Linked DNA regions of Homo sapiens: region 2 is linked to region 1. A link is a loop called in an ENCODE intact Hi-C map of the cell type or tissue named here. Cell type or tissue: PC-9. All regions are shown on one strand.

Evidence for each region. Hi-C counts contacts between places; a loop is a spot of excess contacts. Peaks named below come from ENCODE experiments on the same cell type or tissue, not always from the same donor. Only the 100,000 strongest peaks of a DNase experiment are listed, where the experiment ranks them.
Region 2: a loop joins it to region 1, with 3 times the contacts of the local background. A loop is called at or near these places in 2 of 110 quality-filtered maps.

The regions. Positions count from the first base shown.
Region 1 is chr13:97,565,702-97,570,701 of GRCh38, forward strand. All of the region lies in intron 3 of LOC105370324 (a long non-coding RNA gene), which reads right to left. Among named protein-coding and RNA genes, the nearest start is that of RAP2A, 130 kb to the left of the region's middle. In PC-9, no CTCF peak of the experiment used is centred here; DNase peaks (open chromatin) are centred at 2,380 and 3,320.
Region 2 is chr13:97,798,048-97,803,047 of GRCh38, forward strand. No RefSeq gene overlaps it. Among named protein-coding and RNA genes, the nearest start is that of IPO5, 150 kb to the right of the region's middle. In PC-9, CTCF peaks have their summits at 2,456 (motif pointing left) and 2,666; a DNase peak (open chromatin) is centred at 334.

The sequences.
Region 1 (5,000 bases):
AAAATCGGGAAATTACTGCAGCATTCCTCTCAGACTGTGACCAGGTGGGTCTCAAGGCTGAAGTATGGTCTGAGAAAGTCCCCCAGAATTTTCCCTAGTAAAGTCTAGGACAGTTAGGGAACCTAAAAGGTTGGTTCTCCCTTTTTTGAGCACCCCACACATATCTCTAACTATATCTGTGGGCTCACTGTTCTGAAAAGACACCAAGTTTTTCCAGACAGAAAGGGTCCAATGACCTATTTCTGGTGACCAAGAGAAACATAAAAGCCTCAAAAACCTCAAACACAAAATACTCCCCACCCCCTACATACACACATGCTGCGATTTTGTAAAAATGTAATTCGTTGGCTGTTGGATTCGTTTTCTTGCTAAACAAAGGCTGCTCCCTGTTTCCTCATATGATGGGCATAATTACCAAAGTGATCCAAGTCTGCACATACTATTTTCCTTCCATTCACTGCAAGTCTGGAACAACAACAAGAGAAGTGACACTCCCAGAAGTGGAATTAACACACACCCCACATACTGCTTTCATGTCTCCTCTGGCTGCCACCTAAAACAGAGTTACAGATCCTGACCCTCCCCATCCTCAGACACAAGGATCACAATTGATCAAACATTGTGGCAGGTGATTGTTTGGAGGAAGACTGAGATAAATGTAAGCTTTTAAAAACAGCTGGTGTTCTTACTTGAATTAAGAGTTTCGAGATCAAGCTATGCGATAAAGAAGTGTAATCCCTGACCATCCCTCTGATCTGGATTCTTCTCTCTGCTACTATGGAATATTTGTCAGTGTCTACCATTTGAAGACTAGGAGGAGGAGAAGGGAACCCTCTGTCTTCCCTCAGATTTTCACTGCCACCTCCACCCCAGCATCTCAGCTGAAATCCACATCTGTTCACAGAAGCCTCCATACTTCCCCAAGTCTGCCCATACACAGGCTTCTGGAGAGATTAAGAAGTTTGACATGGAGAAAGGGTGGAACAAGATGGCCAAATAGAAGGCTCCACTGATCTTCCCCCTCACACGGATACCAATTTGACAAATAGGGTGACCTAGTATTTGCTAGCACAATAGGATGCACAATAGGTGACAAATCAAAAATAATTTAATTGTACATTTTTAAATAACTAAAAGAGTACAGTTGGATTGTTTGTAACACAAAGGATAAATACTTGAGGTAACAGAGACCCCATTTACCCTGATGTGATTATTACACCTTGTATGCTTGTACCAAAATATCCCATAATGCCCCATAAATATATATACCTATTATATACCAACAAAAATTAAAAATTTAAAACAAAAGTTTTCTAGGTACTCCAGGATGGTGATGGTGTTAATGAGCACTGGCTAACACAGGGGCAGGCTGAGGGTGAGGCAAGAAGCAGCTCAAATAGACCCTTTGCAATGGACTGCAGCGGAGCCACGTGGGGAGATGTGGCATTGGTTGTCCACTTACAGTTTTGCTTTTTGAGTGATTTTTATGGTCTCTGCAAGCCTTCTGCAAGGTTTCTTGGATGTGCTTTAAATATTTAACTAAGAAGTTAGTGCCTATCTCACCTAAATTGAAGCTGTGCAGGAAGACTGGTAGCAGTATGGCAAAGAGAACGATCTGCAAGAGAATGTTAGAGCCATCCAGAAAACAGGTGACTGGTGTCAACAGAGTGGATTTGTAGAACACATGAGCAGTTTTAAGGGAGTTGCAGAAATACCTGGGTTGAGACGCAACAAAGTCTGCCTGAAAAACTTTGCCTTGTAAAAGGAGTGGCCACTGAAGGACCAGAGATTCTCTTTGTCCCCATGGCAAGCTAAGAACTTGAGAAGACTTTGGCATACTGTGATCTTGCCATTTCAACTAGACCTCAGAGGATCTAATGGATTCTCATCAACAGCCAGCAGTTCACAGGCTACTTTCTGAAAACAACTGATTCACCAAAACTGAGCCCTAGAAGGCATAAGCATGTGTGGCCATCTCCTGTGGCAATGTCACAACCTGAAACAAACAAATAAAAAAAGCAGAGAGTCCATATGCCAAAGATCAAGGGTGCAGATGTATCCGGGCATTCCCATTGGGACCTTTATTGTGTGAGCCTGAGAAGGACAGTGAATGCAATGTATTATAGGTCCAAGGACAACCAAGCTACTGGATAAGAGAAAGGATGCTGGTCTGAGTGAGAATCTCAACTTCAAGCCCTTAATCAGAATATGCTCATCTAGTTCTGTCTCAGTTCCCCTGTTCATAATGGCAGAAGAGAGGCAAGGGACTCACAAGACAATCTGCAATGCTCTTTACAGCTTGATGACTCAAAGCAGGAGACAGAATTGTGGAAGGTGGTGCTGTGGTGTGAGCCCTAGGCTGGGTTCCCAGACCAGCCCACAGGGAAGCTTCTACCTCTGTTGCAACCAGGAAGTAAGGAATGAGGAAGCTGCCACCGCCCCTGCCACATTCCAGGACACACACCACCAGGGCTGCAGTCTAGGAATCGGGAGCCTGGAAGCATGAAGCTGCCACCACCACTGCAAACTGACTCTTTATACCCCTGGAGCTGGAGTGAAGAGGTTCATGTATTTATTCCCTGAATGATCATCAAAAACAATTTACCCAATCTGCCTGCAGTGAGGGCAGCTTCATCCACACAGGAAAAGAAACTGGGATTTGGGACATTTTTCAAAAGTGAACACAAAGAACGCATATGTTCTAGAAAAAGCACCAGACTAATTAAGTGAATGAGCTTTGAGAACAGACAGATCTGAGTACACAGACTGCCCCCACCAGATACCTGCCTCATTTTCCATATCAGTAAAGTGGGGGTAATAATTCTACCTATATTGCTCTGCTATGACAACAGTTACATGAGGTGATGCACATAGTGTACCTAGCACAGTGCTGGAAAAGGGTGCCAGCTATGCTCGGGCATCCAGCCACCTCCTTCTCCTGTGCCTTCCTGTATTGCAGACCCCTGTTGGATGACAGAGTTGGGAAGCTAAAAGCCACCACAGCTAGAGTTCTGCATGCCAATCAGGGTCTGTGTGGCAGATGCACTGTCATGCAATTTGGAAGGCAGAATCCAGGAGACGCCCAGCGCTGCTACTTCTGGCTTTCTGCTGGTAAGTAAGGTTGTGGAGATGTGGCATTTCTGCAGTGGTGTCCCACTGTCCAGACACTAACTCTAAGGGTGTCAAGAGGCAGTTTGCAGTGGTGGTGGCAGCTTCATGCTCCCAGCTTCCCAATTCCTGGACTGCAGCCATGGTGGTGTGTGTCCTGGAATGTGGCAGGGTCAGTGGCAGCTTCCTCATTCTCCCCTTCCTGGTTGGAACAGAGGTAGAGGCTTCCCTGGTGAGCTGGTCTGGAAGCCCAGCCTGGGGCTGGCCACCCCCACCACTTCCCATGATTGTGTGAGCACCACCTCCCGACACTAATCCCTTCCTGCTTAAAACACCAGGCATCTTCCAGATCCCTGCAGTGAACTCTGACAGTTATGCACCCCATGGAGCACAGGGTAAACTTCCAATACAACTTGGCTATGTCTACATTTTCAACTGAGGACCTACTATGTGCCAAGTCCTAATATACATATTGTTTTAACCCCCAATGATTCTGCCAGCTATGAATTTTTATGACTATTTGTATACATAAAGACGTTCAGTGATTTGCATAAGGTCACTCAACTAATAAATGACAGATGAGTGTGGCCGCAAAACTCATAAGAACACATAACAATCTTAGGACCGACAGAAGTAAAAACCTCTTTGTGTTTTTGCTTTTCTTTACTGATATCATATCAGAGTTCCTCCAGCGAATAAAAGGATCCTAGATGGCCCCTGGGGGCAATTAACTGCTTTTTGGAAGCTTTCAAACTAATGAATTATGAGATGCAAAAATCAATGGAGACTTACTTTAAAAAAGAAACAGCATCCATCATTAGTGATGTTAGAACCAGGTAACACAGAGTTCTCCAAAACTTTAAAGATGCAGACTGCAGCAACTCTGAGAATGGCTCCTACACCTTAGGTGACAGGCCATGTAATTAACCGAGGGCCCCCCTGTACCTCCCACAGCTGTGCCTGGCCAGTGAGTGATCCTCAGGGACGCCAAAGCAGCCGGTTTCTGGGAGACACTGGACTCTTCTGAAGGTTGATCTTGGCCCAAAGACTCCCCAGTAGCCTTACAAACCTTCCTTAAACTGCACAGCTGTTTCAAAACCACAGTGCTCCCACCTAACCTTCCCACCCTCTCCTCTTCCCTGGATCAGGCTTACAGGGCGAGCCGAAACTCTCGCAGCCTTTTCTGATACTCTTCATCTTCTCTCACACGGTAGTGTCCGCTAATGGAATCTTGGCACATTTAACGCCGTTTTGCCATCTGCCTCCCATAAAGCCTGGACTAACACATGGAATTCAGCACTATCGTCTACCCTCCCACTCACAAAACAAGAATTACATTGTATTTTACAATATAAAATGCATGAACACATTTAATGTACTCAGACTCATGTCCAAAACATGAGAGAGAATGTTCTTTAGCACTAAAACTGTTCACCACTACCTGAAGAGCTAAGGAGCTAGTTTTCTTACCAAAAAGAAAAAAGGCGGGGGGAGGGGTGGTGGCGGGTAGAGGGCATTTAAAATAACATCTGAGAGAAGACTATTTAACTCCCAAAACAACTAGATTCCACTGAAATAACAAACAGAAGTAGAATTGCTAAATCCATCTCTTCTCAGAGAAGAAAAGCACATATTTGCTTTTGCTCCAGAGATTTTTTTAATACAGTATTTAATGGGAAGGCTGAGTTTGTAGGGCAGTTAAATCACAGGAGACCCAGAGAACCAAATACTTCACTCTGTGCTTCATCCGACTTTCCCAGTAGCTCTCCGCTGGCCATTATGCCTCATAGAATGCATTCTAATGGCTTAAAATGACAGTGTTTTGTTTACAAAATGGCTCCATTCCTCAAGGAACCCAAGAGCCTGTGCACTGTAACAGGGCTATTGATAGA
Region 2 (5,000 bases), 230 kb after region 1:
GTTCTTGAAAGCAGCTGTCTTCTTGGATCATGATGATGAGGCCAAGGCTGAAGCTCCCTATTCCCTCTTTTGCCTATTTTATGAGCCCAGCACCATCTGGGATGATATTTGGCTTTTGAACCTCACTAAGAAAACAAAATTAGCCCTGGATGAAGTTATTACATTGCAAATATCTGATTGTCATTCAGAGTTTTCTGTGATCTAATCAGTTCTCATCAAGTTCATATCATCCAAAAAGCACTCTGAGGATAGTGTGTCTTGTAAGAAATAGCTCACCTTCAAGGGTCATGACATGTAAACTGGTAATTACAACACAAAAGAAAGCAATGACTCAAGTCCCAGAGTGGCTGAAACCCTATCTGGTGGGAATCAGAAAGGCATCAGGGAAAAGCAGCTTTGGAGATAAGTCTAAACAAGGAGAAATATTTCAACAGGTAGAGATGAGGTGTGAATCTACAATGTTCCTCTAAACTTCTGAAACATTCACACCTTTAAATTTTTCACTGAACTGTGTTGGGCTTAATTCATTCAGTTTCAACCCCTCATTTGCCTATTTTTCTCCACCGAAGTTGCAGCGTGATGGGAACAACGCGTTCTGCCTCCGCCCACTGGCTGGCAGAAGCGTAATGCCTGCGAGCAGAAGGGGTAATACTGGAGGCTGAGTCACAAGCTCCATTCTTCTTTTTTAACTGCTCTATTGAGGTATCATTGACAAATAAAAATTGTATTTATTTAAGGTTTACTGTTTGATGTTTTGATATATATGCATTGTGAAATGATAACCATGGGTCAAAGGGAACATAGCTTCAATTATGCAGACTCCACTCTGACTTGTAGCCCTACTGATGAAATGCTGCTCTGTAGCTCTGGTGGTCTGATGTTTTTACACCAAAAACAGGCCAAGCCAAATAAGTTTCGGGAGACTGTCCTGGCAGGAAGCCTTTATATTTAGATTAATCCAAAAGGCGTCATTTGTTAACTGCGGCACACTGTGCCTGAAGCGCAGGTCACGCAGAACATCTGGTTTTGGTCAAGTCTTAGTTTGTATTCAGTTTTCCAACTGGGCTGAGTCAACACAAGTTCAAAGTATGTGCCCTGTAACAGACAATACAGCCTGCTATTGAGCTGTCCGGGACACCCAGCCTTCTGCCCTAACTCTGTCACCTTCGACAGGGTATACCTTTAATCTCGGTGACTCGAGGAAAAGCAAAGGGACGCCTGTGTTTTCTGTGCATTCATTCATTAGCTCTTCATTAAGACATTGTCATTGACAATCAAACAAATGTTAATGGCATTTCTTTTTTTTCCTTTGAAATCAAGATAACTCTTGTTCAGACAACATACAACATCATGTCTAGAACATACTATCAGGACTAAAGCCAAATGCATTATGCAGTGTCCCCTCTAATGGCAGTGTGTGGATGCTGAAGGGTTTGTGAACATTCTGGGTGAAGCTGCAAGCTCTTTTATTTTATTTATTTTTTTTTTTGGAGTGTGTTTTCATTTCGACGCTTGTATTAATGTAAATAGCTCCTCTGGGTAATCACCTTATAACCAATTACATTTCCAGATTTCATGGCTCATGTTTGCATTTCTGTTTGTAGTTATGTTGGAGAACCATCCAGATAATGGGAAAAGAAGTGAGATTAATCGATAAATGAAGCATTCTCACTTAATGAAAACAAAATGATGCTAAAATGACTCACTATACAGATGAAGGTTTGTCATGGCATAAGTAAAATAATGTAATAGGAAAATTGATTAACCACATAGCACATGGGAGTATAGGCACAGCAAACTCATGCCAAATTCAGTGGTGAATAGCCATGTAGTTTCAGCAAAATAACACCATCCTCTACATCCCATTAATGTTGTCAATTTGTCACCTTTTAAATTTTTATTTGTATTAACTTTATAAATTTTATTTTAATAAATCATTTTATAAAAGCTGTAAACATAGCATGTTCTCTCTAGTTTTATGTTTTTATGCATTAGGTAAAATAATAAAAATGTAAAAACAATTTAAGTCAAAAATTAAAATATCAAAAGTGTTATTACCCTTTTGCTCAAATTTGAGAAATAGTGAAGTAAGCCTAATCCTCCCTATGTGTCTAAAATGTGATGGGCTAGGTCAACAAGGCAAGAGCCCTGACTGATTTTCAAGCCAGTTGAATTAGACGAGAAGAGTTTTAGAATAATAAAAGCAAAAACGGTCAAGGAGCTAAGAGTTCAAATCTCAACTATGCCATTTGCAGAGTGTCAGAACTTAGATAAGCTACTTCCACTTCTCTGGGCTTCAGTTTAATCATCTGTGAAATAAGGAGGTCTTAGTATAGAACTATTTCAGGTCCCTTTCAACTCTGAAATTTTATGGTTCTATTTCTCCTTTATTCTAAAGAAGTTAAAAGACAGTCTCTGGGTCGTAGAAGCCTGCCCTCTGCTGGCCGAAGCCCATTCTTCAATCCTGACGTCTGCCAAGTGTGGAGATGAAGAGACCTAGACCGGCCTCAGCCCTAGAAAAAGGTCTAGGCCCTAGAAAAAGTTAGGGCCAGACGCGGTGGCTCATGCCTGTAATCCCAGCACTTGAGGCAAAGATGGTCCGGTCCCCTGAGGTCAGGAGTTCGAGACCAGCCTGACCAACATGGGGAAGCCCCATCTCTACTAAAAATACAAAAAATTAGTCGGGCGTGGCAGCGCATGCCTGTAATCCCAGCTAGTCAGGAGCCCGAGGCAGGAGAATCGCTTGAACCCGGGAGGCAGAGGTTGCAGTGAGCCAAGATGGTGCCATTGCACTCCAGCCTGAGCAACAGAGCGAAACTCCGTCTCAGAAAAGAAAAAAAAAAAAAAAGTAAACAAAAAGGCAGCCTACTTTGCTTTTTTTTTTTTTTTTCTTTTTTTCATCTTCTTTCTGTTATTTTCTTTTCTTGGATTCTGCTCTTGGAGTAAGGGAATGCTGAAATGTCCTTCACAGTCATCCTCATCTCTAATCTGTTCTTAGGCAACAGCCCTGTCTATACGCAGTCACCCTACAGCGACTGGGTTTATACCATGACATCCCAGTCTCGCCTCACCACAGCTAACTGGCAAGTCAAGAGCAGCTAATCCAACTATTCGGTATCCTATGGCATGACCTGGAGGAAAAACAGGAGCTGCATGGTGTAGTCTTGCATATGAATTGATGAAATCTTAAGCTAAAGAGGTGTCAGAGTCCACCCCCAAGATGTCCCTGGAGATCTCCACCTCCTAGCCTTTATGTCTTGTGTCGTCCCCTCCCACAGTGAATGGGACTGACCTGTGGCACCAATAGCATATTGTAGAAATGGCAACATGTGACTTCCGAGGCTGGGTTATAAAAGCGAGCTGCCTCCGCCTTGCTTGCTCTTGGATCACTCCCTCTGGGGGAAGGAAACCAGCTGCCATATTGTTAGGACACTTGGCAGCCTATGGAGAGCCCACATGGTGGCAAACTGAGACTCCTGCCAACAGCCAGATGAGTGAGCCATCTTGGAAAAAGATCCTCTATCCCCAGTTATGCCCTGCAATGACTACAACTCTGGTTGTTGTCTTGACTACACCCTCATCACAGACTCTGAGCCAGAAACACCCAGCTAAACTGCTCTGAATTCCTGATCACCAGCAACTGTGTGAGATAATGTTTATTGTTTGGTGCCACTAAGTTATGGGGTAATTAGTTACAAAGAAATATATATCAAATATAAGAGATGGCACCCTGAAGGCATCTTTTGGGAAATTCAGGGAAGATCTGGGGCTATCAAGGACCCCTGGTATTTATACCCCTCATGATGTAAGTCCCATCTGTATGCACTAAGAAAGGAGGTCTAGGGGTTCTCATGGGTAGTTACCAGGATTGCTATGTCTGGAGGCAAATATGACTAGGAAGTATATTTTGGTAATGCTCTGGCCTATTGGGTAGAGAAACATAATGTAGAATCATGACATAAGAAATTAGTCAAGGAAAAGACAAAATTTCAACCCATATGTAAAATAAGTTGGCAGGCCCTGCCATAAGGCACAAGAGGGTAAAAGTAACACAGCTTTGAACAACAACAACAACAGAGTAACAGCTAGAATCAATGTGTTTGTGGGTGCATTCAGAAAGTAAAGGAGTACACATGTATGTTGGGAGACAAAGGAAGGATGAATACAAAAATCAAGACTGAGAAAGGTGGGGTTGAGGAAGTTGCAAAAACTGTAGGCTTAGTGCCTACATAGGGTATCCAAAAAGTCCAATGTGCTGTCTTCAAATGGGCATGGTAAACCCTGCTTGCTTGGGACAGATATCAATATCCAGTTGAGTTTTATCTGAATGGTGAGACATCGCACAGCTGGTCAGGCGATAAGCACAATCTTAGGCAATCAGTCCATCAGCAGACCATGTGGTTAGTGCTTGGATCGACAGAGAGCAGAACACAGCCTGGGAACATGTTTCTCCAATAGAAACATGCTTTAGATCAAAACTCCTGGCTCAGGAGAGAAATTGAAGCAGTATATGGACTGGATTGTCTCAAAGGGACTAAAAAGGCTGGGACTCAGTAGATAGATGCATGCATGTGGCTTGGCTAAACACACTGGGTACCAAGACACATTTAATTCCTGATCCCTGGAAGTTCAGGACTGATTTCAGAACTGGTTGAAGCTGGGAAGGCATGAGCTGGCAGACAGCTTGAATGTTGTCAATGACAATTGTTCCACCAGCATTGTAAATAAACTGATCTACCAAATATTTTTGAGCAATTATAAGGTGTAAACAACAGGGAAGGAATTTCGCCTTGAAATTTCTAGAAAGCTATTCTTATTGTTGCCACTCTATAGAGACAAGAGAACCCCACTCAAAATTCAGTTTGGATGTTGATATGGTTTGCCTGTGACCCCACCCAAATCTCATCTTGAATTGTAGCTCCCATAATTTCCTCATGTTGTGGAAGGGACCCAGTGGGAGATAACTGAATCATGGGGGCAGTTTCCCCAATACTGTTCTC